2 separate regions of the Homo sapiens genome follow, and region 2 is linked to region 1. Evidence: read pairs that join two places in POLR2A ChIA-PET (ENCODE). Cell type or tissue: PC-9. All regions are shown on one strand. Links, peaks and the distances in the headings refer to the core of each region. The heading gives the core; the rest is flanking DNA.

Region 1 (14,668 bases), core at 1,010-6,009:
GCAAGGCACACTAAAAGGCAAAGACGCAGTTTGAAGAGACTGCACAAGCATCAGAACCAGAATGAGACATGACACGAACGTTACAACTAACTGCTGTGGTTTGAATGTGTCCCCGAAAAGTCCATATATTGGAAACTTAACCCGCTGTCCTCATGAATGAATTCACATGGCTCTCATGGCGGTGGGTTAATTCTTGTGGGAGTGGCTATGTTATAAGAGTAAGCTCTCTTCACACGTGATGCCCTCTCCCATGTTATGATGAAGCAAGAAGACACTCATCAGATGCTAGCACCAAGCTCTTGGACTCCCCAGCCTCTAAATCAGCCTAAATCAGCTTCTTTTGTTTATAAATCACCCAGTTTGTGGCATTCTGTTATAACCACAGTAATTGGACTAAGACATTATCACATCGGAGTATTAATTATAAAAAAACTATGATTAATAGGCTAGGAGTTTTAATGGAAAAAATAGGCAACATGTAAGATCAGATGGATAATGTAAGCAGAGCCATGGAATTTTTCTTTTTTTTGAGACAGGGTCTGGCTCTGTTGCCCAATCCAGAGTGCAGTGGCGTGACCTTGGCTCACTGCAACCTCAACTTCCCAGGCTCAGGTGATCCTCCCACCTTAGCCTCCTGAGTAGCTCTGACTACAGGCATGCATCACCATACCTGGCTAATGTTTTGTAGAGATAGAGTTTCACTATGTTGCCCAGGCTAGTCTTGAATTCCTGAGAGATGAAAGTTTTAAGAAAGAATTTAAAAATTCTAGAGATCAAAAACACTGTAAAAGAAATGTAGAATACTTTTGAAGTACACATTAGTGGGCTGAACATGCTTGAGGAAAGAATTTCTGAGATTGAAGATACGTAAACAGAAACTGCCAAAACTGAAAAACAGAAAGAAAAACGACTAACAAAAAGAACAAAACAAAACTTTCAAGAACTGTGAGATAATTACATGTAATGGGAATACTGTAAGTCAAAGAAAGAGAAAAAGGAGCAGAAGCAATATTTAAAGCAATAATACCAAAAATTCCTCCAAATTAATGTCAGACAACAAATCACAGATTCTGGAAGTTCAGAGAACATCAGGAAGATATATGCCAAGAAAACCCAAACAAACAAATGATACCTAGGCATAACATATTCACACTTCAGAAAATCAAAGGTTAACGAAAAATTCTTAAATGAAGCCAAAGGGAAAAAACACCTTACCTGTAGAGGAGCCATAAAGAAAATACCTATAGAGAATATTAGAATTACATCCAACGTATCCTCAGAAACCATGCAAGCAAGAAGAGAATGGAGTGATCTGGTGTATGTCTTCATCTTTTTGGGCTTCTGTAACAAAATAACATAAAATGATTTACTTGTAAACAACAGAAATTTATTTCCCATAGTTCTGGAGGCTGGGAAATTCAAGATCAAGGTATTTGCAGATTTGATGTCTAATAAGGGCCCACTTCTTCATAGATGGCCATAATTTCACAGTGCCCTCACATGGCAGAAGGACCAAGGCAGCTCTCTGTGGTCTCTTTTATAGCACTAACCCCATTTGTAAGGCCTCCACCCTCATGACATAATCCCCTCCCAAAAACACTCTCCCCTGATAACATCATTTTGGGAGCTTACATTTCATCATATACATTTTGAGGAGACATAAACATTCAGTCCATTGCAGTATATTTAGACCACTAACATTTAAGGTAATTATTGACATAGTTGGATTAATAGCTACCATATTTATTACTATTTTCTATTTGCTGCCCTTGCTCTTCTTTTCTTCCTTTCTTTTTATTTATTTGCTTGTTTATTTTAGAGGCAGGGTCTAACTGTCTTCTAGGCAGGAGTGAAGTGACATGATCACAGCCCACTGCAGCCTCAAATTTCTAGGCTCCGGTGATCTTCTCATCTCAGCCTCCTGAGTAGCTGGGACTACAGGCACAGTCCTAGCTAATGCCTGGACTTTTTAAAATTATGTTTGTATAGATAGTGCCTTGCTATGTTGCTCAGGCTGGTCTCAAACTCCTGGCTTGAAGTGATCCTCTCCCCTTGGCCTCCCAAAATGTTGGGAGAAAAAAATCTAGGGCAACTGATTTTAAAAAGTTAAAGACTAAAATAATTGCTATGCTAAAAAGAGGAAATCGAATTATACAAAATGCTGTGTAAAATCCACAGAGGCAGAAAAAGTGTGGAAAACAAAAATAGAAAAAATGAGCAAGAGTGTGGTGGCTCACGCCTATAATCCCAGCAAGAAAATCAGCAAAACCAAAAAGTGATTCTTCAAAAAATCAATAAAATTTATAAGCCTCTCACCAGGCTAAGAAACAAAGAGAGAATACACAAATTATGAATATCAGAAATGAAAGAAGGAACATCACTACTGATCTCATGAACATTGAAAGGATAATAAATGAATATTATGAACAGCTATACCCACGAATTTAACAACCTACATGAAATGAACCAATTCCTTGAAATAGAATGTACCAAAAGTCATACAAGAAGAAATTGCCAATCAATATAGGCCTATATCCACTATAGAAATTGAATAAATAATTAATAACCTTCCAAAACAGAAAGCACCAAGCCCAGATGAGATCAGTGCTGATTTTCGTCAAACATTTAAGAAAGAAATTACATCCATTCTCTACAATCTCTTCCAGAAACTAGAAGTAGAGGGAAGACTCCATAATTAATTTTGTGAAGCCAGAATTACCTTAATAGCAAAACCAGACAGAGATATTACAAGAAAGGAAAGAAAACTGTAGACCGATATCTTTTATGAACATAGATGTAAAAATTCTCAAGAAAATATTACAAAATCAAATGCAACAAAGTGTAACAAAGTTATACATGATGACCAACTCCGATTTATTCCAGATATGCAAGACTGGTTCAACATTTGAAAACTCAATTAATGTAGTTCATCACATCAACAGATCATATCAATAGATAAAGAAAAATTACATGATCATATCAATAGATACAGAAGAAAACATTAGGCAAAATCCTACACCTATTCATGATAAAAATTCTCAGCAAACTAAGAATAGAGAAGGATATCCTCAACTTAATAAAGAACAGCTACAAAAACCTATAGCTAAAATCAGGAACAAAGCAAGGATGTTTCCTTTCACCAATGCTTTTCAACATTGTATTAGAAGTCCTAGCTAATGCAATAACACACAATAAATAAATAAAATGAATACTGATTGGGAGGGAAGAAATAAATCGTGTTTGTTCACTGATAATGTAATTGTCTCTTAGAAAATCCAAAAGAAACAATAAAAAAGCTCCTGGAACTAATAAGCAGTTATAGCAAGTGAGCAGGATACAACGTTAACATACAAAAGCCAATCACTTTCCTATATACCAGCAAAGAACTAAGGGAATTTGAAATTAAAAACACATTACCATTTACATTAACACCCTGAAATGGAATACTGAGGTATGAATATAAGAAAATATGTATAAGATCTATAAGAAAAAAACAAAAAAACTCTGGTGAAAGATATCAAATAACTAAATAAATGGATCAATAGTTTGTGTTCATGGTCAGAAAGACTCCATAATGTCAAAATGTCACTTATTCCCAACTTGATTTATAGATTAATCCCAGTCAAAGTTCGAGCAAGTTATTTTGTAAATATTGACTAATTGATTCTATGGGCAAGCAAAAGACCCACAATAGCCAACTCAATATTGGAGAACAAAATTGGAGGATCAACACTACCTGACTTCAAGACATATACAACTACAGTAGTCTAGACTATGTGGTATTGGTGAAAGAATAGACAAATATATCAATGGACCAGAGAGATCAGAAACTGACGCACATAAATTTAGTCAATTGATCTTTGACAAAAAAGAAACACAATACAATAGAGCAAGTATAGTCTTTTCAACAAATATTGCTGGAACAAATGGACATCCACATGCAAAAAATGAATGTAGATACAAACCTTACACACTTCATAAAAATTAACTCAAAACTGATCATACATATAAATGTAAAATGCAAAACTATAAAACACCTAGGAGATAACGTAGGAGAAAACCTAGATGACCTTAGGTATGACAATGACTTTTTAAGTACAAAACCAAAGGCACAATCCATGAAATAAATAATTTATAAGCTGGAGTTTATTAAAATTAAAAACTTCTGCTCTGAGAAGGACAATGCCAGGAGAAGAAGACAAGCCATATACTGGAGAAAAATTTGCAAAAGAAATATGTGATAAAGGATTGTTATCCAAAATATGCAAAGAACTAAACTCTTAAAAGTTAATAATAAGAGGATAAATAACCTGATTTAAAAATGGGCCAAAGCCCTACACAAACACCTCATCAGAGGATACACTGATGGCAAGTAAGCATATAAAAAGATGTTCAACATCATATGTCATTAGGAAATTGCAAATTAAAACAACAGTGAGATACCACTACACATCTGTTACAATGGAAAAAATTCAGATCAGTGACAACACCAAATTCTGATGAGGATGTGGAACAATAGGAAGTCTCATTCATTGCTGATGGGAAGGCACAATGGTACAGCCACTTAGGAATGCAGCTTAGCAGTTTCCTATAAAAGTGTACATACTCTTACCATATGATCCAATGATTTCTCTCCTTGATACTTACCCAAATGAGTTGAACACTGTTGTCCACATAAATCTGCTCATGAATATTTATAACAGCTTTATTCATAACTTCCCTAACTTAGAATCAACTAAGATGTCTTCATGTGGATGAGTGGATAAATAAACCATGGTACATGTGGACAATGGATTGTTATTCTGTGCTAAAAAGAAATATGCTATCAAGCCATGAACTGACATGGAGGACACTTATGTGCATGTTGCTAAGTGAAAGAAGCCAATCTGAAAAGGCTACATACTTTATGATTCCTGCTGCAGTCATGTGCCACGTAATGACATTTCAGTCAACAATGGCACCCATATACAATAGTGGTTTCATAAGATTATAATACCATAATTTTACTGTACTTTTTCTATGTTTAAATACACAAATATTTACCACTATGTTATAATTGCCTACAGTATTCAGTACAGTAACATGTCAGATAGGTCTGTAGCCTAGGAAAAATAGACTATACCATATAACTTAGATGTATAGTAGGCTATATCATTTTGGCTTGTGTAAGTTCACTCTGTTATGACCATACAATGACAAATTCACCTAATGACACACATCTCAGATCATATTTTCATTGTTAAGTGATGCATGACTATATATGACATTCTGGAAAAGGCAAATCTATGGAGACGGTAAGGTGATCAGTGGCTGCCAGTGGTTGGCGGGAAGGAGAGATGAATAGGCAGAACATAGAGGATTTTTAGGGCTGATAAACTATTCTATACCATATTTCAGTGGTGGATACCTGTCATTTTACATTTGTAAAAACCCATTGAATGTACAACACCAAGAGGGAACCCTAACATAAACTATGGACTTTGGGTGATAATGATGTGTCAATGTTGGTAATCAGTCGTAAAAAGACACCACTTTTGGGGGGATGCTATGTATGTGTGTGCACAGGGGTATACAAAAACTCTCTATATTTTTAGCACAACTTTTTTGTGAACCTAAAACTGCTCTAAAAATAAAGTTTATGAATTAACAACAACAATAAAAAAACATGACTGCATGTTTGAATGCTAGTTTCAGCATCGTTGAGATGTTTGTTAATTACTTTGCAGAGGGATCTTATAGAAGGTTTCTGTATCCTTCACAATGCTTCCCCCCTAGTGACAATTTTACAAATGAGCTTAAATAATTTTGTTCAAGGTATTGTAGCTTGTTTCAGGGACAGATGTTACTAGAAACACTAGCCTGGAGATTGTAACTGGTGGTCTGAAAACCAAGTTCAGGGTACAGATGTAGTTTTGTGAAGTCCATTCAATGTTCCTTTTAGTTTAATTAATGGCAACACTTAAAAATCAGAAGGTTTTACATTTAAACTGTAGACTTTGTGTTTCTCTCGGAAAATGGGAATTGTTGGCTAACTGTGTTTGCTTTCATGGAAGATGGCAGGTGGCTAAATGGTAACTGTCCTCTTTAGGAGGTACATTTGATCTCCAGTTCACGCTGGAGCTGCCATCCTGATTCTCTTGTTCATGGGTCTGTGAGGTCACTGTAGGCATTAGAGTTTGTAACTCATCCCCCGTGGTTAAATCATGATAGTGCCACTTTATAGGTATGCTTCCTATCTCTGCTTTTCCCCTCTCCTTATCTTTCTTTCTTCATTCGTCTCTCTCTCTCATCTCATATATGTGTACATATGTTTTTGTTAACAGGTTTTTGTCCAGATGCCATAATACATTATATATCATGATAGACATCTCTTTAAATTGCCTATTTCAAATATGGAGTAATATTCAAGCACAAATGTTTATCACAGCTCATGATTATCCTTATAGGCAGACTTTCTAAAAACCAGTTAAACATTTCTGGAAGCAAATTCAGTTCTGTTGCAGAACAGAGAAAAAAGGATCTATCCATTAATTTATGGTACATGTGGAATGACCATGTTCCATGAGTTGAACATGAGTTGGCTTTGCAGGTAATCACGGGTAGGAGATGGAGGTTTAGGAAGGTGGCTGGAGTCAACTTCACTGCCAATCCTACAAAGCAGCAAGTTTTGTCTGGCTAATTTGTCTATAAACTGTAATAAGTGAGAATGAGTGCTTATTAGGACACAACTAAAGAGACATTTTGAAGCATTTTAGCTATGTCTGATTTCATTATTTTAATTATTGTAATTATGTCTCATCTTATGTAATAAAGGTCCTGGAGCAAAGACCTATTCTCAAGCTTATATTCTTCCAAGGAGAAACTCAAGGCAGGTCACCAACTGAGAAAATTGTGTCACTTTATTTATTTTTTTTCACAAGGAATATAAACAGAGGGAATGAAGCTTCCACATGTACTATAGAAGGAAATAAATCGCTTTTGAGAGGAGGTCTCCAGAAGCTAGATTTCAAGTGGCATTTTTAGATGGCAGAAAATCTGGAGGGTCTGCAAGGTCAAAAATATGTAGGCTAAAAATGACAGGGCTAGAGAAATCCAAAGCAAATTGGTGTTCTATTTCTGCAATTGAATGGAAAATTAGAGTTTCTAGGGCCCCTCCAAAAAATCAGCAGAAATTCTTGCAGTTGTTACTTTTAAGGGACTGAGCTTACAAAGCCTCAGTCATTGAAACAAACCTGGGAGGGACCTCACAGATAGTTCTTCGCCATTTTTTAGATGACAAGGTAAGCACCTTGTCCAAATTACTTGTTTCACAAAGAGACAAAGGATTAATAAATAATATTTTATTAATAAAATAAAACACATAGGAGTTTTCAGGGTTGTTGGCTATTTGATTAAAATTCAGAGTTGGAGTAAATGGCATTTACTCAACACTCATTTATCAAGAGCCAGAGGTGGCAGGATATATGGGGTCACTCACTAGTTCCTGCCTTTGCAGAACTTACAGTCAATCTACAAAAGGTCACCTAAGCTAACCAGGGATGTGTGTGTGTGTGTGTGTGTGTGTGTATGTGTAAGACGAAAAGTCTTTCTACTCTTCCATAATCAATAATTTCACTGGTTTCTCAACACCATAAAAAATAGGATGTTTTGCTATCCACAGTTAAAATAAATGTCAAACACAACTAGTTAGTGGTGACACAAGCATTGGAATCCTCAGTGCCTGCATTTAGGGCAATTGCTGTGTCACTGGAGATTAGGGAGTTGTTCTGACATTGTAGCATTTAGTTTTGTCACCTGCTAAGATCATTTGGCAGGTGTGCGCTGCCTTTCCTTCTTAGTAATCTCACCGAGGCCAGTTAATTGTAGCCTAAAGGAGAAGCGTAGACTGCTTCTGTGATCAGAAGCATCTGTTTTTTCTCCCCATTGGTGGATGGTTCTTGGCGGTCCTTGGAAGTCCGCCATAGGCTTGCATAACCTGCTGATGGTAGGACTCCTGTCACTCTGGGGCAGAGGCTCCCTGAACCAGGCCACGCCTCCCCAGGTCACTTCCTCCTCCCTCTTGTTGGCCAGCGACCTCCTCCTCAGCCTGGGAACAGAGGGAGGGGAGCAGCCCCTTGGGCCGGACTCGTAGGTGGCATTCTAACGATGGGTGTGTAGAGAGAGAAACACCCCCTCATTAGGCTCACGGGAGGTGCAGGTTGTTTGTCACTCATCATATCACAGCACACCTTAATGTATACAAGAAGGTAGTCAACCCCTTGTTAAATATTTAAACGGTATATTTTATATATGCTTAAGATTAAATTACTTTGTTTAATATATAAACATACATTATATTATCATACATTATATATTTCTATAATATGTTCGTTGTACACACACTCATTCTATGTATTTGTGGAGAGGAGAGCGAGATAACATGGAGTATCCAAATGAACAGGGACCCAAAAATGCCAGGGCCATTTGCCATTAACTGTGGCTTTGAGCACATGATATTTTTTCAGTCTCTCCAAGCAACAGCCTTGTGTGATCTTCTGTGGACTGGCGTACGTGTTTGTACACAGGATTGCTCTGGCTTGAAATAATGCAGGGACAGCACCCGGCACGTGGTGAATTCTTGCCAGAACCATTCTGCACAGGCGTTTTTTCCAGCTGAAAGGTTGCCTATATAAAACCCTTAAAGGGTTACTGTTCTTTCCTTTCCCTGAAAGTTTTGTGAGCAGCTCCATATATGCAGATAGAGCAAAAAAAGCCTGAAGTGGAGTCCAGCCCATTAGATTTCTCCTTTAATTAGTCGTCATATGAACAATCAAAACATAGAATTAGTCATTAATTTTTTTAAGAAGAACCCTTCAAGCCTCCAATGGCGCAGCTTAGCAACTATGACTTTTCTCCAAGATTTCTCATTATGAACTTTGAGGACCACACTGTTCCTTCCCTCAAAAGAACTGCTATTTGTTGCAGCAGCTGCGAGGGAAAAAGGGCCGCACGGGCCCCAAAGCGGCTGGCATGGGAAGGCGTGTCCTGCTGTCGCAGATGGACACGCTAATAGGGGCCTGGGACCAAGGCGATTAACTGGCCTGTCCTGCGCGGGCTGGGGGGCCTCCGGGCCAGCGCCCTTTCACAATAGCTCTCGACTGCATTTCTTCAGGGTCGCTGTCAATCCTGCGTCCCTTCGCGTGGGGTGGGGATGGGGGACTCTGATCCTGCGCTGAACCTGGGGTTTCAGAGCAGGTGGCGGTGACTGTGAGCTGCGTGCTTGCGCGCGGCCTTCTGCGCCTGGCAGGGGAAGGTTTCCAGCGCCGGGGGAGGGCTTTGCCGAGGCTGCGGGAGGACCTGGGGCACTGGGCCAGGATCTGACTGGCATTTCACAGGGCTCTCGTGGAGCCCGCAGGACGCGGCCCTGCCTCCCAGGCCTCTCAGCCTCCGAGGCCGTGCTCGGGGAGGCAGTGAGTTCCGATGTGGCCAGAGTTCACTGCCTGGCTCTTTACCCGGCCTTTGCTAATAAGCTTCGGTTTCTCACTGCTTTGTCTTACCAGTTTGGCTCTCCCCCTCCCCCCGCCCCAGAACTTTTTTGTTTATTTATTTTAAATCTTTCTGTCTTATTTGAGGACTTGGAGGCCTCACTGGCCAGGGTGGGTTGATTTCTGCGGGATGGGGCAGGGGTATTGGATGCTTTTGCGTCCTTTCCTTTTCTGAATTTGGGATGTTTCTAGAATTTGTTTTTCTAATTATTAGGTGGTCTGCAGTGGCTTTGCCCAGCACCTGGCACAGAAGCCAGCGGTCGCACAAGTCGCCCTGGAATCTGGCTGGGGTCTCCCCACCGTGGGCGGCAGGGAAGGGCAGGTGCCTCAGCCCTCGGGGCCGGGACGCAGGAGCGGCTTCAGCGCCCAGCCCCACTGTCAGGGCCAGGTTCTGACACGGTGACTCCGCAGCCAAGCCCTGAGATCGCCTTCTCCTTCTCTCTAATGGGTCTTTCTGAGCTAGGGTTTCCGCGGACTGAGCGAGGGCGCCTGGCCAGCCTGCCCGGGCACAGTGGTCCCTCCTGCGGACTCGGGGCCTCCGCGCGGGCCTCAACCAGGCCCGCCCTGCTCCCCGCGGCCGCGGCGAACCTGGACCCCCTGCTCTGGCTGCGCGGGGCTCACAGAAGTGCATCCAGGAAATACCATCCTTGGGTTCGTAGGAGGGGACACACCAACGTCCCTCCAAGCCACCAGATTTAACTCATTCTCCAAGAAGTGTGAATAGGCAGACCTGGTCCTTTGACACAGTGCTAAGAGGTCCTCAGAGAAGTGCCCCACAGGAGCCCGAAAACTCAGTTCCACAGCCCGTCTGATCCGAGGGCGACCTCACGGAGGCTCGAGTTTCCCTGAGAAGCTCCCATCTTCCAGAGGAAACACTCGCCCCTGAGCTGCAGGGCCGGGAAGGGAAGCTGCCCACACGCACGCTGGCGGCTCCACACTGCAGGGCCTCAGGGAGCTCAGCTGGCTGTGTTCACTCAGGCAAGGCCTTTACTTGGCTTTAGGAGACCTAAAGACCCCAAGCTCTAGGTCAATATGAAGATAAATTCTGTGTCATGGGACAGTTTCAAGGACCAGCGCTGGTCAGTGCTGGATTTTGCACAGGACCGAAGGCTGCTCAGGGGGTGGAACAGTGGGAAGCCTGTTCTGGGGATGCAGACCCTCTGCTCGCTGGCGAACTCCAGCAGGCCGAATCCCCTGCGGGACCGCCTTCCCCATCATCTCCAAGCCCAGGGTTCTGGTTCTGGCATGTTGCCTGACCCAGGGCACAGCAGTAGTACCTCTGCCTTGAACAGACTGTTAGCTTGACCCAAGAGCCACCTCAGGAGGCTGCGTCCTCAAGGCTGTTCATTCACAGAAGCCACTAAGTCCTTTTTATCTCCAGAGGTAGCCTGGATTCTCTTCTGGTCCCACTCAAGAAAGCCGCGAATGCTCATTGATCTGTCACCTCTCACAGGAGATGTGGGGTGTGGACCTGTGCAGAATAGACATTTGCCTTGTTTCTAGGTCTTGTTTGGGGTTAGGGAGAAAAGTGAGTGGGAGATGGCCTTTAGCTCGTTCCAGTTCGAGGTGAAGCCGTTTCGTTTGTGTAATGAACGCCTCAGTCTTAGGTGCATTCGTGAACATGGTTGACGGACTTTGGCATTGCTTGCTGTCCAAACCCCAAATTATTAAAATAGTGCCCAGCACATATTCCAGTGGGTAAAAAACTGTCAGTAAACAGCCAGTATTCATAGATATTATGGGATAGGTGCTATGCAGAAAAATGAAGGAAGGGGAACAGAGACGGATACCTCCTAAATAAGATGCTCAGGGAAGGGCTAAACGAGAAGGCTGCGTGTGTCTGGGAGGAGCTGCCTTCCCGGTGTGCAGGACTCTACCTTGTTTACCTAGAGAACTGCAGGGAGTCCAGTGTGGCTCAGTGGGGGGGGGGGGGAATGGGAGGGGGGGAAAGGGGATGATGTAGGGGAGGGGTCTTGTAGGGCCTTGGTAGGCTATTGTAATGTTTTCAGCTTCTATTAAAAAATAGATGGAGGTGGTTTACACCTGTAATCCCAGCACTTTGGGAAACTGAGGCTGGAGGATCATTTGAGCCCGGGAATTTGAGACCTGTCTGGGTAACATAGCGAGACCCTGTTTCTACAAAAAATAAAAAAATAGCCAGGTGTGATGGCACATTCCTGAAGTCCCAGTTACACTAGGGGCTGAGGAAGGAGGATTGCTTGAACCCCAGAGGCCAAGGTTGCAGTGAGACATGATCATGCCACTGCACTCCAGCCTGGGTGACAGAGCTAAGACCCTGTCTCAAAAAACAAACAAATAAAAAATAGATGAGAAAAAATTGGAAGACTGTAACAGACAAGTGTCATGCATCATCAAGTTGGTCTTAATGGGATCCTTCTTCCAGTTGTGTCCAATAGGAAAGGAAGGCAGGTAAGAGGCTGCTGCAATAGTTCAGGTGAGACACAGGACTGGCTTGCAGCTGTGGAGCAGGCAGAGAGGTGTGATTGGATTCTGCTTGTACTTTGGAGAAAGAGCTGACATGAATTCTTGACAGATCACATCAGGGGCGTGAGGGACAGACAAGCCAAGGGTGACTCCAAGGTTTTGAACAGCAACTTGGTGATGAGACTTCACTGAGATGAAAAACAGAGAGGGAGGAGAGGTTTGGAAGGAGAAAACCCAAGAGTCTCCTGTGTTTGAGGTACTTTTTAGACTTTCAAGTGGAGGTATTGAGCAAGTGGTTGAATATATGAGCTTGGTTTTCAGGAGAGAGCTCCAGGCAAGAGGTAAAAATTGGGATCATTAATATACAGTTGCTATTTAAAGTCTTGAGATTAAGCCAGATCATAAAGAGATTAGATGAGAATATAAAGGGCATGGAGAAGAGAATCGAGTCTTGAGCCCTGGAGCCCTGCGAGGGGAAGAGACCCAGGAGATGAGGAAGGAGCAGAGGCACCAAAAGGGAGGGATGTGATTGTCCTAGAGAAAGGGGAAAAGCCGCCATTAATCAGCCTTATCCAAAGCTGCAGATAAGTCAGTGGATTCCAGCAAATGGAATATCCTTGGTGTCCTTATCAAGGAAAAGATTCATGGGAGTGATGAGGAAAGAGTCTGATTTGAGTGGGGTTTTAGTTGGAATTTTAATAATCTATTGGAATATTTAGGAATGTTGATATCTTTACAATATATTTTCTGTACCTCCTTATAATATTAAATCTTCATATTGCCTTCCCATTGATGTCTTTTTTTTTTCCATGTCTTTCCTAGGCAGACATCAAGAGAAAAGTTTGCTGTGCCAGGGATCTGAAAGGTGTCTGTGGAAGGAGGATGGCAGGATAGTGCTTCTGCAGATCAGGCGACTGCAATGGGGAGTGAGGGTACTGAAGGGGTGGGCATCAAAGCAGAGTGTCTGAGAGTGCCAGGAAGGAGGAGGAAGGGAACATGGTGGTTGGCAGGCATCACTACCAAGGCTTGCCTTAGAAACGGTGAATGAGACGGACCCTTGAGAAAAGTCACCTGCTTCTGTTTATGTCCACATGTTTTATTAATTTAATTTCATTTACAATTTGAATACTTAATTCACTTGGTTTGAAATTAGTTTTAAAACTGTACAGTGAAAAACCCCATCCCATCTCCAGCCATCACTAGAGATGATCACGCTCATCAGCTCCTTGGGGGTTTTAGTTTGATTTCTGTTGCTTATAACAGCATACCTGAAACTGAGTAACTTATAAAGAAAATGAATTTATTTCTTACATTTATGGAGGCTGGGAGGTACAGGGTTGGGGAACTGCATCTGCTGAGAGCCTTCTTGCTGGTGGGGCCCTCTGCAGAGTCCCCAGGTGGTGCAGGGCATCTCATGTTAAGGGGGCTGAGCGTGCTACATAACATGCTAGCTCAGATTCCTCTTCTTCTTATAAAGCCACAAGCCTCTCTCTCATCATAACACATTGATTCATTAATCTAATATATTAACCTCTTAATACTGCCACATTGGAAATTAAGTTTCAGCATGAGTTTTGGAGAGGACATTCAAACCATAGACGGGTCCTTCCAGAGATAGTCTCTATACATACACTGTTATTTCTGCACTTAAAAAAATATGTAATAGTATATCCTGGAGCTCATTCCATATCAATACTTAAGTGTTACTCATTATTTATTGCCCAGTATTTTTTTTCTTTCTCTCTCTTTCTCTTTCTTTCTTTTTTTCTCTTTCTTTCTTTCTTTCCTTCTTTATTTTTCTTTCTGTCTTTGTTTCCTCTCTTTTTCTTTCTTTGTTTCTTCTCTTTTTCTTTCTCTCTCTTTCTCTGTCTCTCTCACACACACATTCTCTCTCTACCTATCCATCATCTATCTATCTATCTATCTATCTATCTATCTATCTATCTATCTATCTGTCTATGTAGGACACTCTAAATAGATCTGGCTTATTGTATGTAACTATACCTCCATTAAGTTGAAGCTAATTTATTTACCTGGCTTCCTACTGAAGGACACTTAAAGTATTTCCATACAATGCTAACTGAATAACCTGTAATACAATTTCACACATTTGCAAGTAGAATTTGAGTGCTTTGTTTCTAGTTTAAAAATTTTTTATTTATATTCTTTTTAAAAGATCTGCACCTTTAAAATTAAGATAAATTTCTATGCAATAAACTTCAGGCATGAAATGGTTTTATCTTGTTTTTGCATTTCTTTATTGTCTAATGGCATCAAGCTTTGTTCATGTACTAATTAGCCATTTATCTTCAACTTAATCAAGGTATAGTTTACAAGCAAAAGGCTGCATTATTTAGAGTGTCCATTCACTGTGCTGTGACACCATGAGCACTGCTACAATCAAGGCACAGGATGTTTCCATCACCCAGAGAGGTTTCCATGCTACTTTGCAAAACTCTCTGCCTCTGCCGGTGGCCTCCCACAACTAGTGATCTATCTGAGGTCACTACAGAATAGTTTGTATTTTGTATAAGTTCATAAAGAATCTAGATTTCAAAAAGAATCATTCAGTATGAAGCATTTTGTGTTTGGCTTTTGTCACTCAGCTCAATAATTTCCCTCCATGTTTCTGCATTTATTGGTAGTTTGTTTCTTTTTACTGCTGCATAGTACTCCATTGTGTGGCTATACTGCCTTTT
Region 2 (17,527 bases), core at 6,067-11,066, 100 kb before region 1:
TATCCTTTCTGGGATATATAATCTGAAAGAGATATGCAGTATTTTTAGTTAAGTTTTCTTTATATTTGTTTGTAAAAGGAATGATATATCAATTACTCTAAGCAAATAAAATTTGCAAATTAATTTCTTAATTGATTGCACAGATATTTGTTTCAAAGAATGACTCTTTAATCACCTGGCTTTGACCGCAATATCACCACAATACCTTGAGTTAATCTGAAACGTACTATGTTGTACCAGGAAAGGTCTGTAATCACATATCACATTTTCTTCCCCCAGACGTGATATTTAATACACAACCTGATAAAATAAAGGTAATTAGGTAGATGATTTTCAATATCTTCTATAGCAAGCCTGTAGACAAAAAAAGAATTCCTGACCTAGTCTTGTTGATTTTTTCTTACTACAAACTAGCCTGGTCATCCTTCTAAAATATCCCACCATGTGAATTATTTTGATGAGATCTTTGCATTGAAGGTTGCACTGTGCTAGTGTGAACCATTAATTAATCAATTCATCAATTAATCAGCTATATACTGAATACAAGACACTGCACGCTGGCCCCAGCACTGAGGGAACTCAGTTGAATGGCAGAAAAGCAAGTCAGCCACTACCCCACATTGTGACAGATGCTGTTGTGGCAATACTCATGAGACATGCTGGAAAAGAAGTTGAGGCAGCTGCTGATTTTCAGCTAAGAGAGGATGAGGGACACCTCATCAGACTGAACAACTAAGGAAAGTGTCCCAGAGGATCTGATGCTTGAGCTGTCCTGTGATGGATGGCTTGGAGGTAGGCAGAGGAGAAAAGGGGAGAAAGGGCAAAGGGAACAGAGAGTGAGAAGGCACAGAGAGGGGAGGCAGCAGGAGGAGTCAGCACATCTGTGAGAGAGTGAAGATCCCATGCAGGTTGGAACGGCTGCTGCCAAAAGTGAGCGGAGCTCAGAAGGGCAGAAATGCGCAGCCATGGCTGCCTCTTGAGGGCGAGGGTAGGAGGCTGTGCATTTCTTCAGCAGCACACAGCGTGGCTGTGCGGTTCCCCCCACTGCCACCAGCAGCCCATTGAGGACACATGCTGCACTGGCCCAGGCATGGACTTTGCAGGTTGGGCAGTAAGAGGGGAGTGAGGGAACACTAACGATGTGAGGCTGTGTCATGCAGACTGGACAAAAAGAGGGAGTGAGACCAGATGGGAGCTGCCAGGTGAAAAATCACGTTACCAAAGGCCAAGGTCGACGGAGGACTAGAGTGCTCCATGAGCAAGGCTGAGAGTGCTGGGAAGACAGCAGGCCAGAGAGAAATGTGGCCCGAAGACTGGAGAGGTAGAGCCTTCCCAGTTATGGTGGGGTCACAGAGGCTCCTAGAGAGCAGATCTCTTCAGTGAATTGACTTGTTGCACAAAGATTATCTAAATAAATTGTTATCATTTCCTTCCAGAAGTGGGCTCAGGTCTCCCCTCCAAGTCTTTTTGGATAGTGAAGAATCAGTAAAGAGCCCCTAATGCGGATTAAAGAGAGATGCCCAGATCCACTGGACTGAACTGGGCAGCAGGGAACTGCCTTTGAAGAACAGGCCCCACATGGGACAGCTTCATTCCCAGTCAAGGTCACTGTCGCACAGAGGCCATATATATTTGTTAAATGACTGAATTACTTATGGTACAAACTTGACTGCATCACTTAAATGCTTTTCGATTCTAGTAAGAGGAAGTTCTTCTAATATTAACTTCGATTTAGTGGAAGTTACCCAAGAAAGCTCAGTAATCCAAAATAGAAGACAAAGTCACCATTATGTGATAGAGTGTTGTATGTCTAGGGGTCTGTTTTTTATGGTAATTCTCTGAACCAGGAGTTCCAATGGAGAGAACAAAACTATAGTGGTGGTGGCTGGGCAGAAGGCTGACAGGGAGACAGAGCAGAAGACAGCACAGTCACGCTGCTGGCTACTAGGACAAATGACAGCTCTCGAAGGGCAGTACCTCACATTCCTCTCATCACAGAAAATGAGAAGGTGTGTAGGACATTCTTCTAATGGCTGAGCTGTTACCTAAGAAGGGTAACACACAATGCCACTGAAACGCCATATGATATCTGCCAGAGGCACGGGGCTCCCATTGACTCCTCCTCTGTTGAAATGGATTCTGAAAGAGCAGCAGCAATGAGAGAAGAGAGCCGCCTTTTCCTGGGAATGTCTGCCAAAAAATGTTTACCTTCTCTTCCATATCAGAGTTTTATCCCTCAATCTATGTATGGTTGTAAGCAGCTAAGCATTCAGAAGTTTGGATTGTATGGGCTTTCTGAAGAGGACAGTGTGAGGAGCTCTTGTTTTCATGCTAAATTGGAGACTTCATCCCTGCACAGTATGACACACTTCCCTGTGTTGTAAGACTTGGATTTAGTTCATGGAATCTTCCAGGCTTTCAAAACAGATGACCTCTCACTAGAAGATCCACTTATCTCTTTCCCCTTGGCCCTGTAAACCAGCCCAGCAAAGTCCCAACTTGCAACAAACAGGCAATTCACTCTACCGGAAAACAGTTATCTAATCTCTCAAAAATGACACCTGGCCAGTTTCTAACCGTAATGCCTTTGGACTCATTTCCATCAAATGTCTTCCTATAAGCAATGTTAACAATGTCTTTATAACTGTAGGTGCTGTAACCAGTGGAGAATACAATTAAAAATAGGAATATGCAGCCCGATGAATGCCCTCCACTCCAAACCAGTGTTATGAGATGTGTCAACAACGTTCCCAGGAGAGCTAATCTGTTCACCATTCAGCAAGTGCTCACTGAGCCCCGGATGTGTGCCAGGCCCTGTGTGTGCTGTGGAGATACCAACAGTCTCCGCCCGGATGGAGCTGACAGTCTAGGAAGGGGGATAGATGTTAAATACTCTGGTGAATATTTCTCCCACCACCACCCATTGGCTGATTTAAAAGGAAAATGGGGGATGCTTTGCAGATGGTTCATTTCCATGTAAACGTCCTTGTGGTTGTAATACATTGCTTTCTCTACTAACAAGAGTTAACTTTCAAATGAAAAAATGGAGTGATTATTTGTCAAACCAAAGTGCTTTCTTCATTATTAATAAAGTTGCTCAACATCCCTTTAGTAAGTGAAGTTATTCACACAGGGTACCAGGAAGTGGAGATAGTCACATATTAGCCCTCTTGGGCCCTCCACGTGTAGGCAGATGAACAGGAACCACGAGGGTGGGTGGCGTCCCCCAACACTGGAGAGCAGGCTGTGTAGAGTGCTCTTGGTCATCCTGTCTGCAGTCCTCCTGCCAGGGAGGGCAGCACCTGATCACAGAGAGACACAGCGATGCAACAGAAACACTGAAAAAGAGTAGCTTGTCCTGGCCCACGTCAGCGGCCTCGGGTCCATCCAGGTTTGCAAAAAACAGGAAGGTTTTCACTTGTATCTGGCTACCCAGTCAGCATACTGGCCTCAGCACTATTTGTATGTCAGGAACTCATGAGACCAGTACTTCTCAAACTCTCATGGACATAGGAGTTACCCAGGACTTTGCAAAAATGCAGATTCTGAGATTTTGGAGGACCTGGCCAACTGCATCTCTAACACACTCCAGGGATGGTTGTGCCCATGGCCCTGGGGAGGTGAAACAGATTTGGGGCAGTGGTCACCTGCTGCAACAGAATGTGTCCTCCAATAGAAGGACCTTTCAAGACACTGATAAGGATGGGTCAAGAGGAGAGGTGAACCAGGGCAGGGTGGGTTCACGCAGCCCAGGAAGACAAAAGCATAGGACCGTATTGTCAAATGCAGAGGGGCCAGGCCACGCCAGAGCGAGGGGAATCCCACAGATGTAGCTACAAAGGGATCCTTGGGATACCTTTTTTTGAACATTTCCTAGATCAGTTTCAGTAGAGTGGCTAAACAGAGATATTACATTCTGAACAAATTCAGGCTTTAAACAGGAGAAGATACACAGTGAGACTCTCTTCCCACAGCATTTGCTAGGGTAACACCAACTCCAATTATGCTGAAATTCTAGTTTCCAAATAGTTGATGGTTGTTGGGGATGTACAGCATCAGAGCCAACATTATCCCCTATATGTTTCTGGAACCACTCGGAAGATTGTGTTGGTTTCAGGCTCTATGTCATGGCTTATTGTCTTAAACCAGGAGAGTCTGACATCCAGTTCCAAGGCTGTAATCTCTCTCTGTTACACCTCATGGGAAAAGGGTTTGTAGGTCATGATAGACACTGTGTATGGAGAAATAGGTACTCAATTCATTAGGAGGGCACTCTCTCAAAAGGCCTGTAGTTATTGATCAAAAATTAATTTTATAGCTTTCACATTCTTCTCAGATCAGATGTATTAGAAAATTAAGGTCTTGATGATGCCTTCCTCTTCTTGCCAGGATAAATTGAATGGCACTTGAACTGTAAAATGAGCAGGGGAAAGAGCAGAGTTTTAGGCTTACTTGGTCCATTGTTCACTTCTATTCTTTTCTCCTTGACTTTGGAGGAAAGGTAGGATTTGTTAATAAAAATGTTTTTAAAATTTATTTTTAAAGTTAAACTAGCTTTCTAGTATGAGTTTTTTAAGTAAAATAACCAATTTTCCCACGAGTTTGCTACTGAGAAAACACTGAATGGGAAGATTTGGGGGAGCATTTCAGGCTGATGGGCTGACTTCTTATGTGTCACTTCACCCCTCCCTGTGCAGTCCTGGTTCCCGCCCGCCCTGGGACACTTCTCTGTGGATCTGTGAGATCACAGCTCCTTTGTCGGCCCCTGGAGCTGTCACCCATGGCTCTGAATGACTTAGTGACTTGTCATGTGCCAGTGGACATGACATTTCTGGAGGGCAGAAATGGTGTCTATCCAGCTAGCCACAGCCAGTGCCCAGTGGTGGCCTGACACATAGTGGACAGTTGACACGTGTTTGTTGAATGACTACCCCAAAGGTGGCAACCTTCCACACAGCCGGGGAGTGGGGGAGAAATGTGTTCAGAGGCTGGTCCACCTGCTTCTACCACTCTGGTCTTTGGGATGGTGCCTTCAGGTACCTACTGAGCCTATCTTACTCTAGTAATCTTTTAAAGTATTTGAGATTACCAGTGCTTCTCAAACTCCAATGGACATAGGAATTACCCAGGACTTTGCTAAAATGCAGATTCTGAGATTCTAGGAGGGCCTGACCATCTGCATCTCCAACATGCCTCAGGTGATGGTTGTGCCCGTGGTCCTGGAGAGGTGACATAGATTCAGAGCAGTGGTCACCTATTGCAACAGACTGTGTCCTCCAACAGGAGGTCCCCATTAATTTCAGAAGCACTGGCAAAATGCTCAAAAGGGTAATCTCCATCTAAGCATTTTATGAATAAAGGATTCATTAATGAAAAATTAACTTGTGCTGGGCACTTTAAAAACCACTAAAATGTCAAAGTGTAATTGTAACGCAATTCTAATTTATAGACACGCCGAGTCTGAGTGGTGTCAGGCCCTACTCTGGTCTGGATTCCCTTCCTTCTCCTTTTCTGGGGGCCCAGTTCTGCACAGGTGCATGTCTCAAACTAACTCCAGTCTTCCCAGCATCAGCACTGAAGTTCTAATTGCAAATTTTCAGTGTTTTGGCCTAGGAAATCTAGCCTTTTCAAACTTCTGAAGCCTCAAATATACACTTTACCAATGCTTTTCCGCAGCCCTGACTGTGTCATTCACCATGACTGCAGAATCACATACACATATGCAAACCCTCGGGAGACTTGGTCTTCCTTGCTCCTTCGTTGAGGGCACTCTGCACAGGGTCTATGGCGCAGAAGGGAATACCGCCTAGGACTTGATCGCAGCAGTATGCCCTGGTGGCTGCTTTGGGATTATTTTTTATAACAGAGATCTATTAAAGGGCCATGTTCCCTGGAGGAGTTCTCCCATCATTCCAGGTGGTTTCCTCCAGGGTTGCCCCAGCTCTGCTAGTATCAAATATCCTCCTAGGGCAGCAACCATGGCCAAGAGCCGTTCCTCTTTGACAAGCTGCCTCGTTTTCTGCAGCTTACCTATAACATGCTAATTGAATGTGGGAGTTACAGAGTGTGGGTCCCCCCCACCCCGGGAAATGCCCCTCCTTGTAGACTGCTATGTCTTTCATTGGGTACCATTATTTCTCATCTTTTCTTGCCTGCATTCAACAAACTTTTACCGATCTAAAAAGGTGGCAAGACAACTTTTACCCACATCTCTATTCCACTTTATAAACTATTTGAATAAAAAGATTAAATATATTTCCCTTCAAATTTGCTGAATAGTTAAGTAATTGATATGGAAGATGTATGTGGCAATCTTTGGGGGTTTACTGTGAGCAATTAGGAGATGTTTTCTACTGCTGGTGGTGTATAATTTGCTATAACTGCGCTGGAAAATGTTTTGGCAATATCTTTCAAAGCTACTAAAGCGACCAGTACCCTCTGACCCAGCAACGCCACTCTGAGGTACCCAACAGAAATGCAAACAAAAGTTCACCAGGGACACGTGGGACAATATTCATAAACTTGTAACTGCAAGAAAAGAGAAAGAACCCATATGTCCATTGGCGGTAGAATGGACGAACGCAGTGTGGTATTCTCCTATGATGGAACTGCCCAGTTATGGAATGCAAGAAATACAATTTTGCAGCACAGCATGGAAAAATATCAACACATAATGTTGAGTGAAAGAACCTGACCCAAAGGAGTACCTACTGGAGGATTCTATGTAAGCAAAATTCAACAGCAGGCAAAGCTGGCCCATCGTGCTGGCCTTAGGATGGTGGTAGCCCTGTCCCAGGAGGCAGCACGGGGTGCTTCTAGGGTGCTGGTATGGTCAGCTGTCCTGATCTGGGTGCCACTTACAAAGGGCTAATTGGTTTGTGATATTGGCCAAATTACACACCTTTGACTTGTGTGTGTGTGTGTGTGTGTATGTGTTTTTTTTGAATTTAGTTATACTTGAAAGTTTACTTGAAACATTTCTAGAAGGCTGCTCCCTCTGAGCAAAGCTGCCTGGGCAGCATCGAATTCCCAGTCAGGAACTCATGTTTTTAGAAGGGAGTTGTGGTGAGGCTCTTAGGAGTACATAAATGAGAGGTGCAAAAAGTGGGGTGCTTGGTGCAACTGGATTTCTTGTGGACAGCGGCCAGGGGTGGGATGTGCGCATTGCGTGGGCACAGGAATCTCAATAGCTGGCCCCAGAGCAGAAGCAGAGAAGGTGTGAAGGCCTGGACTCTTCTGAGCTTGAGGTCAGGGGATCTACTTGCACATTAGAGTTATTTAAATGAGGAAAATGCATGCCCTTTTTGAATCGATGTTGTCAAGCCTTTCTTTTCCTAGGAGAATCTTTCGATTCCCAGCATGGGGAAAGCATGTTTTCAGGTATTAAAATGAGTAAGGTTGTAACAGTTACCATGAATCCACATGTTGTGCCCCATTCTAAATCAAGTATGATGATAACAAACACTGTAACCCGTGCCTAGGAACACTTGTTTCAAACTTCAGACCCCTCTCCAGTTACATGGGAAGCATGGCTGTGGGCATGCATCTCTCTCCGCATAATCTGCGGTCGCTTAAAACTTAAAGTTATGGCAAACCATGTTGTCCTGATGATTATAGTTTCCTGATGTCACTCCCCATTCCAGTTCTGCAATCCCAGGGACATCCAGTCCAACTACCCAGCAAAGACACCTGCCTGCTACTGTATGACGGCATTGGCTGAGTTTGAGGAGGGCACACAGGAAGCTCCAGGTGCTATCTACAGCCTCTGCATAGGTAAGTCACTGGGTCCTGAGAGCAGACCGGGATATTTGCAGGGAGCTCATGGATGGGAATGTGAAGCTGAAATTTCACTATACCTTCAGGAAGGCTTCCAGGAACCCCTTGAGATTCAGAGAACTGCGAGTTACTCTCCCTTACTGCCATTGATTATAAAATCTATTTTTAAGAGAAGGAATAGCTAAAATCTTAGATGATAATAAATATAACTTCTTAAATCCAGTAGAGGACAATAAATATATGTTAAAACGAACTCATGAAAATAGCAGCCATTGACTGAATATTTAGTTTGTGTAGGCAATGTGCTTGGCGTTTTTACAATAATCCTGGCAGGTAAAATGAAATGTAAATAAACCTTATTCACAGGACTATAGTGAGGTTAAGAGATCATGCCTGTCTCACTTTTATAAACTATAAACTATGTGAGTGCCTGGCTCACTTTTCTGATACTTTTGTCTGAACAGAGTCTTGGTGATATTTTAACTTATGGTATTTTTTGAAGCCATACTAAATTCTCATGTGAATTTAAAGAATAATATAATGCCTGTAATCCCAGTGCATTGGGAGGCTGAGGCGGGCAGATCATGAGGTCAGGAGATCGAGACCATGGTGAAACCCCGTCTCTACTAAAAATACAAAAAATTAGCCCGGCGCGGTGGCGGGCACCTGTAGTCCCAGCTACTCAGGAGGCTGAGGCAGGAGAATGGTGTGAACCTGGGAGGCGGAGCTTGCAGTGAGCAGAGATCGCACCATTGCACTCCAGCCTGGGTGACAGGGCGAGACTCCATCTCAAAAAAAAAAAAAAAAAAAAGAATAATACAAATACAAGTTGCAGTGTTTCATTATTTCTACACAATGTCCTTCTCTCAAAAGCTGATATTTATACAGGCGGTAACAATATATTTAGAATTTTTTGTAATGCCAGAAAAATAACAAAACATAAACACATTGATTAATACTTTAAGTCCATTGGACATGGATACTATAGGAAAGAATGGATTCCCCAGTCATCTCAAAGCCAAAGGTTCCTTGTTATAAAAAGTTAGAAATACAGATTTTTTTAAAAATAGTATTTTTAAAAAGGTACTAAAAGTCCAATATTAAGAAACTTAAAAATTATTGTATACATAGATATAAAATTGAGTCCTCTAATAATTAAACATCATGTATTTTTAAATGTTTTAATTTATTTATTATTTATTTTAGAAACAGGGTCTCACTGTGTCACCTAGGCTGGAGTGCAATGGTGCAATTATAGCTCACTGCAGCCTTGAACTCCTGGGCTCAAGTGATCCTCCAGCCTCAGCTTCCTGAGTAGCTGGGACTACAGGCATGTGCCACTACACCTGGCTAATTTTTAAGCCTCAAGTGATCCTCCTGCCTTGCCCTCTAAAGTGTTGGGATTATAGGTATGAGCTACTGTGGCCAGTGTAAACATCTTTTAAAATATTAAATGGTATAGGAAATATCTCAGGATATACTGTTAATGAGCAAAAACACACACTAATATATTAATAATCATTGTTCCTAAATGACAAAATTCTGTGAGCCTTTTATTTACTATAACATGCTTTTCTATATTTTTGTAATATTCCAGAGTGCCCATGTCTTACTTTTTACATTGAGGCTGTGAAATGTGAGAACACAGGAAGGAACCTGGTTTTGGCACCTCTGTGGAGCAGTGCTTCCCACCCTGGCCACAAGTTAGAGTCACCTGGCAGCGTCCAAGCCCCTGCCACCATGGCCGTGCCCATCAGAGTGTCGGGTGAGGCCTGGCTTGGCAGCAGCTGCTCAAAGCCCCCAGCAGGCTCCAGGGCTGCTGCAGGAAGGCAGGCACCTACTTTCTAGAGGTCTGTGGGTTTTGGATGGGGCTTGAAACCATATCAAAAACTCCCAGAGCCCAAACACAGCCCTGCTTCTTATCAAATCACCTTGGAATCTCTGTCAAAGCTAAACATTCAGGGATGTTTGTATCAGAATTAAAGTTCTGTGCACTCATAGGGCAAGAGTGTTGAACAAAAACTAGAGTTCTAAGCTATGCTTTTGGATGAAATAGTGAATCTAATTGAGATTGTCAATGATTTTTTTCCTTATCGATCCTCTATTGAAGGAGGTACATTGACAAAACATTGGGAATGTGAAGAGAATGTGGTTTACTTGTCTGTGGGGGGAAAACATCACACTTGTACACATCAAAGATGGAGGAACCAAAACCACCATCCTGCAAACACATGGGAGAGGGGAATTGCTGTCAGGTGTTTTCAACTGTATATTTCACCTGGGAAAAAAAAGAAGGAAATTTCCTGGGTGCCAGGTGATTTGAATAGGACATTTTTGTGGGATTATCGAGGCAATACCATGTTTACTGAAAGCGTACTGTGTAGCAGGCACTCACATAGTCTCACACAGTCAACACGACCATGAGGCAGAGCTGGCAGGCTTGGCAGTGTTGGGTCATTACTAGAATGTTTAGGGAAGGGAGTTGTTTTCATTCACGGAGCTTCCTATTTAACAGAAGGTTAAGGAACAAAACCTCTTTCCAAGGTGACTTTTGAAAAACTTTCTACAACATACAGGAATCGCTGCTCCCCTGGCAGACAGCCTGTCGGTGCCTGTCATCCAGCGTCTGGTACAGACATCTCCTCCTTTTCATTCTCAAAAGTGTCCTTGTGTGGAGGGAAAATGATATGGTCACTCTGAGTCTAAGGGGATAATTTAATCTTCCTTGATGACTATCTCTGGATCGTCAAGATAAGGTTGATTCCCATTATAAAAGACAAAGGCTGGAACCTGGGAATCAGGTGTTGCACTGGCACTTGACTGTAAGGCTGTATGGGATAAAGAAAGGTGCACAGTCCTGGAAGTTGGGGGTCTGGGATTCCAGTCCCTGCTCTACCAATGGCTACCTGTGTGACCTTGGCCGGTTACAGAGCCCTCCGACAGCAATTCCATAGTCTACAAACTCACTGCCTTGGTATCACAGGGCAGAGGGATTCCCATCCAGCGTTTCCTACTTGTGCATTCCCATACTGATCTCCAGAGGCCGGCAGGAAGACCCTTCCTCGCTTCACAGGAGGCTGCTGAGGCTCGGCCAGCCACTCCACAGGGCCTTCTGAGGGGGCAGCCATGGCCCTCGGGCCACACTTCCTGTCTACTGTGAGATCAGCCCCTGGCCACACCAGGCCTGATTCTGAGGCCATGTCTAGGCGATGTGAAAACTCTTGATTGAAAGTGACCACCCCAGCTAATCATCTGTTTGTTTTGACTCCAAATGATGGGTTTGAGCAACGTGCCACCCCGGGCAGCTGCCTCAGTCGCCTGGCTGCTGTGTGCTCATGGTTGGCCTGAGACTTTTCACCCACCATGCAGGGCATGAACTTCTGGAATTTGAAATGCTTGGGCAGGGGAATGACCCTGAGCCACAGCACTCATCAAATCACTACTGAACCACCCTTAAATCGTGTGGCTATCAAAGTGAGTCACAATGAGACCCGAAGGGGTGAGACGCCGACTGCAGAACTGCTGTCTAAGCTGGGTATCGGTTTGCAGTGGGGACCTCTGTAGGGGGACCTTGCTGCCCTGCTTCCGGTGAGTCCTGTGGGTCACTTAGTGAGGGCGTCGTGGGTGAGGCTGGGTAGCCCAGGTGTCTGCCTCAGTCACGCCAGGAGTTCCAGTCCCAGCTCTGGCACCCATCAGCCAGAGACCCCAAGCCCATCACGCAATCCCACCCTGGGACCCCACCCCACATCAGCCATCCGTCAGGTGGTGACTGCTGGTTAAACGAGATGCTGTAAACAGTGCCTGGCACACAGTGATGTAGAAGCAAAGGAATATGTTTCACCTCCTTCCTGTTTCAAAAAGGTCTCCATTAATTGGCATCATCATAAGCCCTCCTAAATGTGGTATTTACACGTCATTTATCTGCTGGGCTGCTGACATAGAAGGACAGGTCTTTACAGAGGAGCTGGCTATCATAACATCCAAACACTCCTCAGGTGGGTGCTCGCCTGTGCACCATCTCATCTTAGCTCACTTAACTGAGCCCACTCACTCCCGAGCCAATGCCAGCTTGCTACATATCAAGTCCAGGAATTCATTTCTATAGGATTTTATTCAATCTAGAAAGTAACATGATTTTTAGTGTTTTTTAGACAGTATTTTGAGCAATTTAAAACCCCCTAATACAATCACTGCTGCATTTTATTCAGGAAGCCTGGTGGGTTCTGCTTCAAGCCTGTCTAATCAGTGGCACAAACAGGCTCAGGAAACTGGAATCCAAGTCTAATAAATAAAAGGTGTGAGGTTTAGAAAAAAAAAAAAACAAAACGTCTAGCAAGCGAGATGAAACCTGCCTCGCTGGGCAGCTGCTCTGAAACCGGTTACTGTGGATTGCAAATCATACCCTGGCTGATTGAGCCCTAAACCACAAAATGTCTAAAGAATGAAGCAAAACACTTTAGTTCTAGTGCACTTTGGTGTAAGAAGGAATCCATTAGAGTTAGAGGACTCAGCGGGCCAGGCAGAGAGAGCACACACCGCGCGATACCCGAACCCAGCTGGCAGGGTTTCTTGGGAAGAGTGCAGTCAGCTGTCTGCTAGCATTCAGCGATTCCAAATCCAATTTCTATGGTTTCTGAATCAGTTCCTGGGATATAAATGGAAGGGGGGAAAAAGCAACAATGATGCTTCCAAGAATAAAAGCAGTTGCAAGTCTGGAAAACCCCCAAAACTCCATTCGCTGGAAGGAAGCTTTTCTGAAGGCACTTGAATCCCCTTCATTTCTGCATAGTGTCAATGGAAAATGAAATCACTCCCATCTTGGCCCTGAAATGCTTCTCCAGCGACTTCACACCTGGGCCCAAGATCTGCCAGGGGCCAGCTGGTCATTGTGCAGAGGCTGGTGGCTAATGGCCAGCGAATGGCAAGAGAAAGGAGAGCGGGGCTAAAATCGGTCCCAAATAAAGCATGAAAAGCAATATTTGAAATTCTACTTCCGGATCCGAACAGGAAACAGAATGGAAACCCAGTAAATCACAGACTGGAAAGTTGCTTTGCTCCTTAATTCCCAGTCACACAGTCTCCTATGAACTTCCTGGTTTTGGACACATGCTAATTGAGCTATAAATAATTTAATGATCGTAAGACATTTAACATGGGAAACAAAGGCCTATAAATCATCGGGGTCAGTGCCAACGAAAATTGGGGGCTTTGCCCAGCCTCTGTCCGCCTTTCCCAGTGTGTGGGGTGGGAGAGCTGCCCCATGTGTGAGGACGCCCCGCAGACCGGGCAGGCTTGGCTGCAGCAACCTGGATACATGCTTCTGCTTTATTATCTTCTTGGGTTAGCAGTGATCAAGTCACAGAGACATCCATGTCTGCAGAGACCCCTTTTCTCTCTTTTTGGCTACATTCCTACTGGCACAGAATACATAAATAGGAAAAGAAAATAGATATTTATATTTTCCATTATGCTGTTTTAAATCTACTATGTCTAGAATTTTATAGCATGGGATATGTTACATATTCTTTTAAAAATAAGGTAAATTTTCTAAATTAAAAAAAAGCTCAAAACTTGTTGTCTCTGGAAATTCTCATAAGATTCCTAGGAATCTCCTCACTTCTTCCCTCCCCAGCAGTATCTCATCATGTGATGCCTCATAACAACATACACTGTGTGTTTATGCTGTTATCTCTCACATTTTTCTTTCTGTGCCTCCTCATGTACTTTCTTACTTGGTTATCCGGATAACCTTCTCAGCGCGGAGAGGTCGCCTGCCGGAGGGAACCCACAGCAAATGCACAACCAGCCAGCAGCCCAGAGCTCCCTCTTGTTCTGAAGTCCAGTGGAGAACTGTTTTAGAGCTCATTCAAAAGGAGATGGGCTTTATATTTTTGTTTTCATTTGCTGAAACACCAGACAGGCCCTTTTGTCATGGAAATAAATGCAATCCTAGGCCCAAAGGAATGATAGAATTTGTCCTGTGAGTCAAAAGTTTATACCTAAACCAGGAGAGGATATCCCTTTAAGAGCAAATTTGGAATTAAGCCTCTCTGCAAAGGTAATATTCTGACTAGCAATGACTCACATGGGAAAGCGAGGAAGGCTTTGAATTACTGCTTCAGAACCTGTCTTGTCTTGCTTTCTGCTTGGTCGCTGGCAAAGAGGAGCTGCCCTAACCAGTAAGCAGCAAGCATTGCAGTCGGCTTTGTGCTTTGTAGCAGGTCCTTGATTTTTTTTGGAGAGGGCCATGAGGCCACACCTCAAGGGCCAAATCAGCCTGCAGTCATTATTACCTGGGAACACATCCCAACACCCGATTCTTCCATTGCTGTAGATAGTCCTTAAAATTTTCCAAGAATAAAAGCATCTCAGTTTAACTATAGAAAGACTTGATGCTTGGGAAGAAGATGAGGGTATCCAGACCCCTTTTGTTTAGGTTGCATTAATATGTTTTATGTGGAAATAGATTTTAAATGACTTTGCAGATCACATAATTTAATCCTCTGTGCACATTAATCTATTTCCTTTCTGATGTTCAAGGTTTGGGAATTTATTTGCCTAAGGAGGCAATAAATTCTTCTTCCTATGGGACTGTGCTGCTCATTCTGCTAAATGCTGTCCCTCCCACCTTCTCCCTTGCAGCCCCCTCCAGCGTATCACTCTATTGCAGTCTCACTGAGCAATGACCGTCCTCACAATGTATCCTGCTGATTTATATGTTTACATAGGCATTTCTCTTTCCCCACTAAGATGTAAGCTCCAAAAGAACAGCAACTTGCCCAGCCTGTGTTGAGGTGCTTAGTTCATGTTTGTGGAGTTCAAATCACTCCTTAGGAAGTTGCACATGAAGTCAAACTTTGGCCCTGTTTCGCTTCCACCCATCCATTGCCTCTTATTCTGCCACCTGGAGTCCTACAGATTAAATCGAATTTCGGTTTGGAGTGACTGTGCTTTGAGAATGGAGTCCTACAGATTAAATCGAATTTTGGTTTGGAGTGACTATACTTTGAGAATTTGAAGATGGCCCTCCTACCTGCAACTCCCTTCCCCATCTCTCCTGTCATGACTAACTCACGCCAGTTCTTTCAACTAGTGTTCATGAATTCCAGGCATGGCGACTTGCCTTCAGCCTACTGCTATTTCTCAACTTCTGAAAATGTAGCATGTAAAACTCACAAACCTCTGACCACAGATTTCACTTCCCAAAATTATTCCACAGACACTCACTCAAGTACCTAAAAATGTGTGAACAAGGATGCTCATGGCAGCCATTTATGGAGATAACCCACACATTCGACAACAGAGGAAGAGACAGTCACTCTCGGACCCCTCTGCACACCGGCACCCAGGGCAGCTCTGGCGGAGTGATACGGCCCCTGTGCGTGAACATGGACAGTTCCGAACATGAGTTATAAGTTCTAAGTCATGACTAGAACATAAGCATGATTCTATTTTTGTTGAAAATTCTGTGGGAATGGCCTATGGCCATTTCTTATCACTCAGGGCTTTTCTAGGCTCTTGCATGACAAATAGACTAACTCAGGGTCAGAGATTTCTGCATTTGGAATGAGTCACACTGCAGCTAAAAATCACCTTTCAGAAGTTCTGCCAACTTAAAAAGAATAGAACTTTTGTCTCAACTTCATCTTTCAAACACAATAACTAAAGAGGAAATACAGATTTTTCTAAGGCATCCAATAGGAGCCAGAAAAAAGATGGTTCTTTTATACAGCAGTGGAGGTGTTCATGAGCTGTTCTGTGTTTCTTCACATTTTTATACATAGTATAGTACCATTTACATGAGATTTAAGTATTTTCCTTAGTTTGCAAACCATTTATTTTACAAGTAGGCGTGTCTTTTGAATAGCTTGTGCCAGATAACGGGGGAACAGGGGGAAGATAATGCAGAGTGGGCAAACTCTATATAGCATATAGGCACTTGTGCAAAAAATAATCTTCCAATTTCAAATGCAAATATTGTTCTGTCCTCAAATCTGTGGCCTTGAGAATTTGGAAGTCAAATGTGCTCTGAACAACTGGAATTCACTGCCGTGATCTGCAGCATTCTCTGCCTGGCAGGGCAGTGCTTGGGACATGCAAGATGCTGGAAGAGATGAACTCTGTGCAGATGTCTCATGCCCTGCAGCATCCACTCTTCACAAATTTCCTCTATTTGGGGTTATACTGCCAGTATTTCACATGAAATTCATTAGACGTGAACATCTGAAATAATAGATTTTTTATATTGCTTAATTCCATAGGTGCCACGGAAAACAAAAAAAGAAAAATGGAAAAACAATAGGTCTCTGTCATCAAATAACATCAAATAACAAAACCCAATGGGCATTTTTCTTGATTGAGGGAACAATATTCTTCGAGTGATCGTTTTGCTTGTCATGTGGCTTGCCAATGGAAATAGGAAAAAAGTACACACCTACTATCAGGAAGAAAAAAACTGGGGAGGGAAAGAAGGCAAGGAGCAGGGAAGAAATACATAATTGTTACCACATTAACTAGTCTGTATGCACAATCAGAACGTTTGAGTTCCAATAAACCAGATGCTGCCAAAATATGCTGCTGCTTCTATCTTTTCTGAGTGTGTATGTGTATACACACACATACACACACACATATATTTATTTATGGGCAAAACAAACTGACTTTTCCTGTATTTTAATTTTGCTTGGGAAGGCACAAAGTTGGCAATATATATGTTTCTACTTACATATTTAGGATGTTTATTGTGAAAGCCAATTCAGGAATATTTGAACTGTAAGAGTTGAAGACAATTCCATGGGTAATAAGGTAATGTCTTGACTTGATAGATTTTTACCAGGATCTCTAAATATGATTTTTTAAAACCGACTTTAAAATGTACACTTTACAGTGTACATTTTACAATGCAGCTTTGAGGATAAATGATAAACCATCACATTAAGGATAAATGTTGATAATAGGATACATCAGACTTCCAGAGTTTAGGAGACATGTCTTAGAATTAGAGTCAGGACTAGCCTTTTGCATGAAATAATTAATTTGAAGAGTTTTACTTTAAGTCTCTACATCAAAGATAACATTTCCTTCAGGCCTGTGGATTGTGGAGTGCACAGGCAGTGCAGGCCTGATTTTTGGAGGGATATGTAAAGGAAACAGAACTGAAGATTGATAAACAATCCCTGGACATATTGGTGCCCAAGGAAAGCAGATCCATTTTGCATTGAATGAGCAGGGCAAAACTGATTAGGAAATGAAGGCATATTGCCACAGAATGAAGGGAAAAGGTGGGCTTGCCCCACTGGAGGGACTTACTAGGGTTCTCAGAAAAGGGAGGATGATGACAATATTGGTGGCTTCTGACCCAGAATGGTTTTGTGAGTTAGGGCGAGGGGCCCTACAGACACCTGGACGCACACTGTTCAACGTACTGCTGGGGGAGCAGTGAGCGTGTGCGTACCTGACACATCCAAATCCACTCCAGGATTGCAGGCACTGTACTATCAGCACTGCCCTGCACTGAGCTGCTGCTGGGTTTTTGGAATAGCAGTGGCTGTGAGTTTCTGCTGATGTCATCCCACATTCAGCCCTTGCCGCTAGGCTCCCAGACCTGGGTCTCTAGGTCTCCTGGGGACTCTGCACTACCTGATACAACTCCTATACCAAATTCTTAAATTTTGTTGTTTTCAAGTAAGCACACAGAAATCTATGTGTGTCAGCCCTTCTCATGTTATGCTTAAAATTTTGTCACATTCTC

What was found. Peaks named below come from ENCODE experiments on the same cell type or tissue, not always from the same donor. Only the 100,000 strongest peaks of a DNase experiment are listed, where the experiment ranks them.
Region 2: POLR2A ChIA-PET joins it to region 1 with 6 read pairs; 5 of 35 experiments call an interaction of 5 or more read pairs at or near these places.

Annotation. Positions count from the first base shown.
Region 1 is chr7:55,000,043-55,014,710 of GRCh38, reverse strand. The region is part of intron 1 of LOC105375284 (a long non-coding RNA gene); the gene reads left to right. Among named protein-coding and RNA genes, the nearest start is that of EGFR, 12 kb to the left of the region's middle. In PC-9, for the core only: no CTCF peak of the experiment used is centred there; no DNase peak of the experiment used is centred there.
Region 2 is chr7:55,105,940-55,123,466 of GRCh38, reverse strand. The region is part of intron 1 of EGFR (epidermal growth factor receptor); the gene reads right to left. Among named protein-coding and RNA genes, the nearest start is that of EGFR-AS1, 74 kb to the left of the region's middle. In PC-9, for the core only: no CTCF peak of the experiment used is centred there; no DNase peak of the experiment used is centred there; H3K27ac peaks cover 1,999 bases.